Linked DNA regions of Homo sapiens: region 1 is linked to region 2. A link is a contact called in ENCODE Hi-C or POLR2A ChIA-PET data. All regions are on one chromosome and are shown on one strand. The core of a region is the stretch at or near the end of the contact, and the rest is flanking DNA. Distances in the headings are between cores, read along the strand shown. Region 1 overlaps FOXP1 (forkhead box P1). Region 2 overlaps FOXP1 (forkhead box P1).

Evidence for each region. Hi-C counts contacts between places; a loop is a spot of excess contacts on that map. ChIA-PET counts read pairs that join two places held with the same protein, here RNA polymerase II (POLR2A). Pooled maps may share reads with other maps.
Region 1: a loop to region 2 is called in a map of B cell, with 2.4 times the contacts of the local background. The contact joins two enhancer-like sites. A Hi-C loop is called at or near these places in 4 of 168 maps with a recorded cell type or tissue (B cell, CD4-positive, alpha-beta T cell, ovary and 1 more), 4 of 37 single-sample maps with no recorded cell type and 13 of 50 pooled maps. POLR2A ChIA-PET finds 5 or more read pairs at or near these places in 15 of 52 experiments (B cell, MCF 10A, OCI-LY7 and 9 more).

The regions. Positions count from the first base shown.
Region 1 is chr3:71,354,956-71,358,509 of GRCh38, forward strand. All of the region lies in intron 4 of FOXP1 (forkhead box P1), which reads right to left. Among named protein-coding and RNA genes, the nearest start is that of FOXP1-AS1, 67 kb to the left of the region's middle. Within about 2 kb of position 1,421, at least 2 of the 41 ENCODE cell types and tissues checked have a DNase peak (open chromatin) inside an H3K27ac peak, as active enhancers do; they include B cell, where a contact is called at or near this core.
Region 2 is chr3:71,308,748-71,312,267 of GRCh38, forward strand. The region is part of intron 4 of FOXP1 (forkhead box P1); the gene reads right to left. Among named protein-coding and RNA genes, the nearest start is that of FOXP1-AS1, 21 kb to the left of the region's middle. Within about 2 kb of position 1,797, at least 11 of the 41 ENCODE cell types and tissues checked have a DNase peak (open chromatin) inside an H3K27ac peak, as active enhancers do; they include B cell, where a contact is called at or near this core.

The DNA of each region.
Region 1 (3,554 bases), core at 171-2,670, 46 kb after region 2:
CTTAATCAATTTGTACCACCCACAATATCCTTCAGGCTCAAGTGGCAAATGATTCTGTCTTCATGGGGAAGATAATGTATAACCCCTTCCGGATGGGACACGCAGAGTATGCAGTACATAGTGGGAACTTTCCAGAGAAAACCCAAGGGCAGTATTTTATTCCTACAATAAAGGTGATGTGTGTAGCTTTGTTCCTTCTCTTTCTCCCTCAACCAGATACAGTCCTCTTAGGTGCCATAAAAATACAGAAATTCACAGGGAAATCCCCAGACTCTGACTGATTCAACAAATACCGACTGCATGCATACCTACCATATGTTAGGCACTGCTAGCCATGGAGAAGCCACACTGAATACGACCTACTTCTTGCTTATTACCTGATAAACAGGTGAATTCATGAAGGGACAGGGCTGTAACATATGGAACAAACAAGAGGTTTGGATCAAGAAAAATAATAAAGGGGCTGTCCCCTTTCACGTAGGTGGTCAGCAAAGGCATGTTTAAGGGGTTGATTTTTGAACTGAACACTAAGGGATGAGAAGGAGTGAGTCCTGGGAGGCATGGAAGGTATCCCGTAATTCAGAGGCAAGGGAGATTTTATGACATCTGAGAAGAGTAATGGGGTTTAAATAAAATATTGGAAACCACGCGGCAAAAGCTCGAAGTTTCCAAGAGTCTTTTGAACACGCCAGATCTTCAAGCCACTATCTCCACACAGTGAACATGATGGAAGCAAAGCCTATGTCAGGCAGACCCCTGATAAGTACTACTATAGGCTGGGGTCTGTTGCCCCAAAACCATCAGTTCTGTGATATGGTGTCAATGTTAATGAATTATCACTGCAGGTTTGTTATTATAGGTGGTGTGACTCTTACCCGTCTCACCTAACAGGGCTCAAAAACTCAAGAGACAGCCAGGGTCACGTGGTTGGCACTGTTTTTCAATCTGGGTACAAGTCACCAACTGGGTCATCCATGAGTACTGCTGACATTCTTTGCCACGGACCTGTGGCAGCTTCTGTGTGCAGATGACACAGTCCTTTGAGGGCCATTCCCAAGAGGATCTGTGGGGGACTAGGACCTGCTTTGCCGAGTCAGCACAGAGGCAGGGATGGAGGATGAGGTGGCAGAAGATCGACATCATGTAACATCAGCCTGCACGAGCGAAACCCTACAGTTTCAGATTATCATCAGCAATACCAACTTGAAAGCAGTTAGTGAATTCTGCTTGCGAGGCAGGACCATTGTCTGACTAAGTCAAAAAAAAAAAAAAAAAAAAAGGAATAAAAAAAGAACTGTATGCTTCTCAGGGGAAATCCTCAAAACAGGATCCAGAGACCTAAGCTCTGCTAACAGGGCTACAGCAGCTGTATACATAGCTGCACGTGTCCTTGCAGATGTGCAGCAGGACAAGCTCCCAAGGCTGTACTTGCATTTACAAGGGAATACCAGGTGAGGAGCAATGGACTGCGAAACATGCGTCATCTATCAGTAAAACAACGACCAGTGAACCAGCAACAGGATGGTACAAGCTTGTCAGAGACAGAGATTTCCACTGTATCACCTGGGGTGCCTAGTACAATGCTGGCATTTATGATGTACCAGGATCCGTGCTAAGCTCTTTACAAGCATCACCTCTCTAACTCTTCAGAGTGAGCTGGCTTCTATTTTTATCCCCTTTTCCAGATAAGGAGGCCGTGGCACAGAAAGGTTAAGTAACTTGCCTAGGGTTGTTCAGCCAGGAAGTGGAAAAGGTGGAATCTGAGTCTAAGCCAATCTAACTTCAAAGCAGACACTCTTAACCATGCTGCTATCCTGTATCCACAGGAGGCATCCAAGGAGTTTCTGCGAATGCATCCATTACCCTAAGTTTTATGACTACTCGTCACAGGCCAGTATAGGCAGAGAATATATTATTAATACAAAGCATAGGGAAGTCTCATTCTATTCATTTTATGGGATAAAAAGTGGCTCACAAGAATCATGTACAGGCCAATTTGGGACAGAAAATTTGGACAGGAGTGGCTTACTTGTCCCGTGCACCCCACTCCCACGGTAAGCTTTCAGCAGAGATACAGGGAGCAACAAATCACAGAAAGGTAGGATGGAGAGTTCTGTCCCGTCCTTGAGTCTACATAAGAACAGAGGGACAATGCAAAGCTGTCAGCAATGTCCCCTGCCCATATAGGGGGAACAGAATTGGGTGTGAGTGCGTGCCACTAAGACCTCATGCTAGTACTCAAGCCTTAATGAAATCTTACATCCACAGGAAGGAAAACCCACTAGACTAGCATATTCGAGAGTTTAAATTTTGCTTTATAGCTCTCTTAATAAAGAAATGTATTTCTCAGATTTGCCATGGCACTTTCAGTAAGAATATTGTGGTCTTAAAATATTTACTGAGCTGTATCTCTGCTGAGAATTAAACAGGCTAAAATTCTAACATGTAAAATTCAAACAAGGCACAGTCAACAGAAGGCATTCATTGAAAATAAATAAAAATTAAACATGTAAGCAAAATTGACAGCATGATTTCGTAAAAGTAACCATAATGGTTGCTCAGTAAGCATTCACCTTTTCTTAGTACTAGAACCCAGAATTTACCTGGGACATCAAATTGTTCAAGTCTAAGGATGCATTTCCCAGACACCCTTACAGTTAGGGGTGGCTAATAGGATGTAAGCAGGCATCATTGGATAAGGCTACAGGGAAAGTGCTTTAAAAAGGCCTGCCTCAGCCAGGAAAACTACTTTTTGTCTTGGATGTAGAGGCAATGGCCTGAGAGCCAGCAGCCACCATGTGACCTTGAAGATGAAGGAACGCACTTGAATAAGCAGAGTAGAAAGATAGAAGACACAAACTGCTCTTCCCAGATGTTTTTACGACAGAATACTTAAATAATTTTTTATACTTATATCTCTCTTACTAGAAAACAATTCTTAACTAATATAATGACATGAAAACATATCTAAAGATGACACTACAATTTTCTCTGAGGGAAAAAAAAAACTAGAAGATTCATGAATTGGGATTCTGATTAACCCTCTATTCCCAAAGCTGTTTGTTTAAGTATGACTTGCCTTCTTAATTAGTATTGCTAGCCCAGGGAAGCATATTTGCTGAGCCTGTCTCTCTGTTTTGACATGCAAGACTTGTGAAATTTAAACATACTTGTAGGCATCCAAAGCATTATTATTTATTAAGGCCTATATTAAAGGTGAGATCTTACAGCACTCTCAGATTCTGATGATTAAAGGAAATTTAATCGTTCTTCATTGGCATTTGATCTTTAGCCTACCATAATCTACCCGCATATCCCTTCATCCATATTTGATACTAAAAAGAAAGACATTTCAACAGCTAGTCCATCAACTGTAAAATAGAAGGAACGTACAGACAAACCACATTACTCAGAAAATAAGAGAGCTTTCCCCCACACTCATTTCGCTCATGAAAGCCCAATGTGATTAAAAAGGTGAAGAAGTCACACTCCACAAGGTGAACCAGAATGACTGTAGAGCCGATCATCACATTCGTAAGGAGTTTCGAAATTTT
Region 2 (3,520 bases), core at 547-3,046:
AATGTGTGTGTGTGTGTGTGTGTGTGTGTGTGTGTGTGTGTGTGTGTGTGTGTGTGTGTGGGTGAGGGGGGACAGCTCCAAAGCAACTCTTTATTAAAAGCATTCGGTGATAAAATATCACCCCTTACATGCATTAGAACATCTTAAATATCCCTTGCCACTGGTGACTGCAAAATAGAATTTCCTTTTAGTAGGGAATAAATATAAATTTCAATGGTGGTGTAACAGCAATTCTACCAAATGTCAACGAAAACTCACCAACCTACCCTAACCCACTCTCACTCAACTTACTACCAAGTTACGCTTGCTGATAAAACACAAGAGGTTAACCACAACCTGAGGGCTTGCTGTAAGTAATGGAAAAAGTTAAATCTCTAATCAGATAGGCCTCATCCTTACTGGAATAACAATGTATCTGTTCCATGTGTCTGTCTCCTCATCTATCCATCTCGATCCATCCATCCATCACCAATTGCACATTCATAATTTTGCAAAAATTCTTTCCCTGAATTAATATAAAATATGGTCGAAATCACTGCGCTAAGAAAAAAGAAAAGCTGATTCTCTCAACTATTTACTAACATACTTAACATTTAAAAAATATTTTTATGAACACACTGTTGACTTCACAAGTTTATAACGTAATTTTTTTTTTTTTTCTGAGCAAGGCTTTTCTTTCAAAGTACTCTGACAAAAGTAAATTCATAGCAGAACACACAGGCACGAAGAAAATATCGCCAAGGGCAAAATTCTGCAACTGCTTTAAGAAGCAAACAAGAACACAAAAGATGTGTAATACAACCATCTGGCTCTCCTCTTACTATATCAATGCCTCAACCTTATCCCCACCCCCTGAGCCAACCCACACCAATGCCACAAAACCAAATGGCTTCACTTATGTTTCCTGCACAGCAAATTTACACAATGCAGTTAGAATGCAAAAGTTGATTTTGACACACAAACTAGCATCTTTTGAATTTTCCCCACTTCAATGATTTTGTTGTCGTTATCTGTTCAGAGTGGGACTTCTTTGAAAGACCACCAAGAACCTCACCATGATAAAAATGTTCTCACATGGACATATCTGTTCAGCCTCAAGAGAAGTCTCCCTGAAAACCTTAATCTCTGCCATCTTGTGCTTTCTGTTATCATCAGACTTTAGATGTGGACATAAAAAAAAATCCTAAGCTTATTCCAATTAGAACTTTTACTTTTGGGGGGCACTAAATGGTGGGTTGTTTCCCCAACTTATGATTTGAAATGACTGCACTAATTTTTAATTACCATTCTTGCAAGTCAGCACATTCACTGGAATTTTTCCTTATTCAGCTCAGTCTACAAACATTTACTGAGCAACTACTGTGGTATTAGAAACATGCTGGACAATGGATGATCAGAATCTATTATTTTCCCGTGTGCTAGCAGGACTTGCCTGGTACATGAAACCAGCAACTCTACAGTTTATAAAAAATCTTCCACATGCAGGCAGGCTGAAGCATTTTATTTACTTATATACTTATTTTTGAAGGCAGATATAACAGACATTTGAAAGTTATAGCCTGTTTGTGGGGATCTAATTGCTTCCAAAAGGTGGGAATGAATACTTTTCATGGAAATCTCAGTTTGGGTAAAACCAATAAAGCATCATAAATGATTCTCACCAAAGGGCAACAATGTAAAAAATAACTGAAAAAAAATTTCTTCACAGGCAAACTCTACTCTTTGCTTTTCTGCAGGGGCATGCTGGAGGCAGACGTTCTCTATCAGGCAAGAGTTCTCAGTCAGAATTAAGGTCTGCCAGGCAGAGGGCCACGTCTGGTTTACTTCTGTTTTCTCACTGTTGCTGGTCTTCCCCGATTCCTGCCTCCCTCTCCATGTTCCGGGATGAGACTTTGACTGGTTTCTCAAGGGGCTAACTTTTGGTTCTCTTCTGGGCGTTTCTGCCCAGAGTCCCCTGGTTTGGACAGCAGCGATCGTCTGTAGGACACACACAGTGAATCCAGCCACCGGATGAGGAATTCTGCTAATTGTTTAAGCCTGCACTAGTGTCTGGCCACCAGTTGGCAGACACAACTCATGGCTGCCTACCAGGCCTAGGTTAACACAGCTGGAGCCAGATGACAGGCTCTCAAAGATATTCCTCTCATGGCCACATCTGGCTCTTGGCGGTTCCCACTGCAGCTGAACTGATTCTGTTTGGTTGTTCTGGGCAAAAAGTTTAGGCAACAGATAAGTCGTATTAATTTCAGTTTATGACAAAAATATCAGAACATATACTCCATGAAGGCAGGGATTTTATCTGATTTGCATCCCCCTCCCACTTTTTTTTGTTTGTTTGTTTTTTGTTTTTGAGACATGGTCTCACTCTGTTGCCCAAGCTGGAGTGCAGTGCAGTGGCACGATCATGACTCACTGCAGCCTGGAACTAACTACTAGACTCAAGCGGTTCTCCCACCTCAGCCTCCTGAGTAGCTGGGTCTAGAGGCACGTGCCACCATGCCTCACTAGTTTTTTCAATTTTTTGTAGGGACAAGGTCTCACTATGTTGCCCAGGCTGGTGTCGAATTCCTGGGTTCAAGTGATCATCCTGCCTTTGCCTCCCAAAGTGCTGGGATTACAGGCATGAGCCAGTGTGCAGGCCTCTTGCTTGCTGTATCCCAGTACAGAGCAGTGGCTACGCAGGGTAGGTGTTCAGTAAATACAGAATGAGTGAATAACACTAATCAGTGTATGAGTGGAACAAAAACATTCCTGTATCTTACTCCAGCTACTCTGTTCCTACTGTTGTACGTAAAATGGCTAGCATGCTCGTGCACACAGAGAAGTCCTTGAATGGCTCTACAGCTAGATTTTATTATGGACACGCTCATCTCAAGAATGAACCCATGTACATTGTCAGTATAGCTGGAAAGACCTCCAACAATCCTTCCCTTCAAACTACCCAGTCTCCCAGAATTACCCACATCCCAACTTTATTAGTCCTTAAACTGAGAAACTTGGCAGCTCTGTGCCCACAGGGCCTGAGAGTGATCTCAAAGTAGAAACTTACCTTTTGGCCACCACCAAAGTGGGAAATGATGAGGCAACTTTTCCTGGCACCTTTCCATCCCATTTCCTTTCCCATGCCTCTCTTCCTAAATTCCCTGATATCTGCAGATCCCAGCTCCCTTCTACACTCAACTATGACCCAAGGCGAGGCTTCCCCAAAGCTCACCACCTCTCTAGCTCCCATTAGAAACACATTTAGAAAAGCCTACGTAATTTAAAACCAGGCGGGGCCCTCCCTCTTGGCTCCTTCACTAGAAAGAAGCCCAACTTACAGGCTGTTATGTTAATAATAACTATAAAGCTCCCCTGAGTCCACCAAGGGCTTGCTAAAGGTGAAGGGACACTTAATGGAAGCCTGGCAAGGGTGTACGCATATGCTGCTTCTTTCCCAAAAAGAACGTTAACACTCCTAAAACAAGAACGGCTGAACAAGGCAGATGAGTTCAACAAGCTCAGCATCTGGACTTCAGCG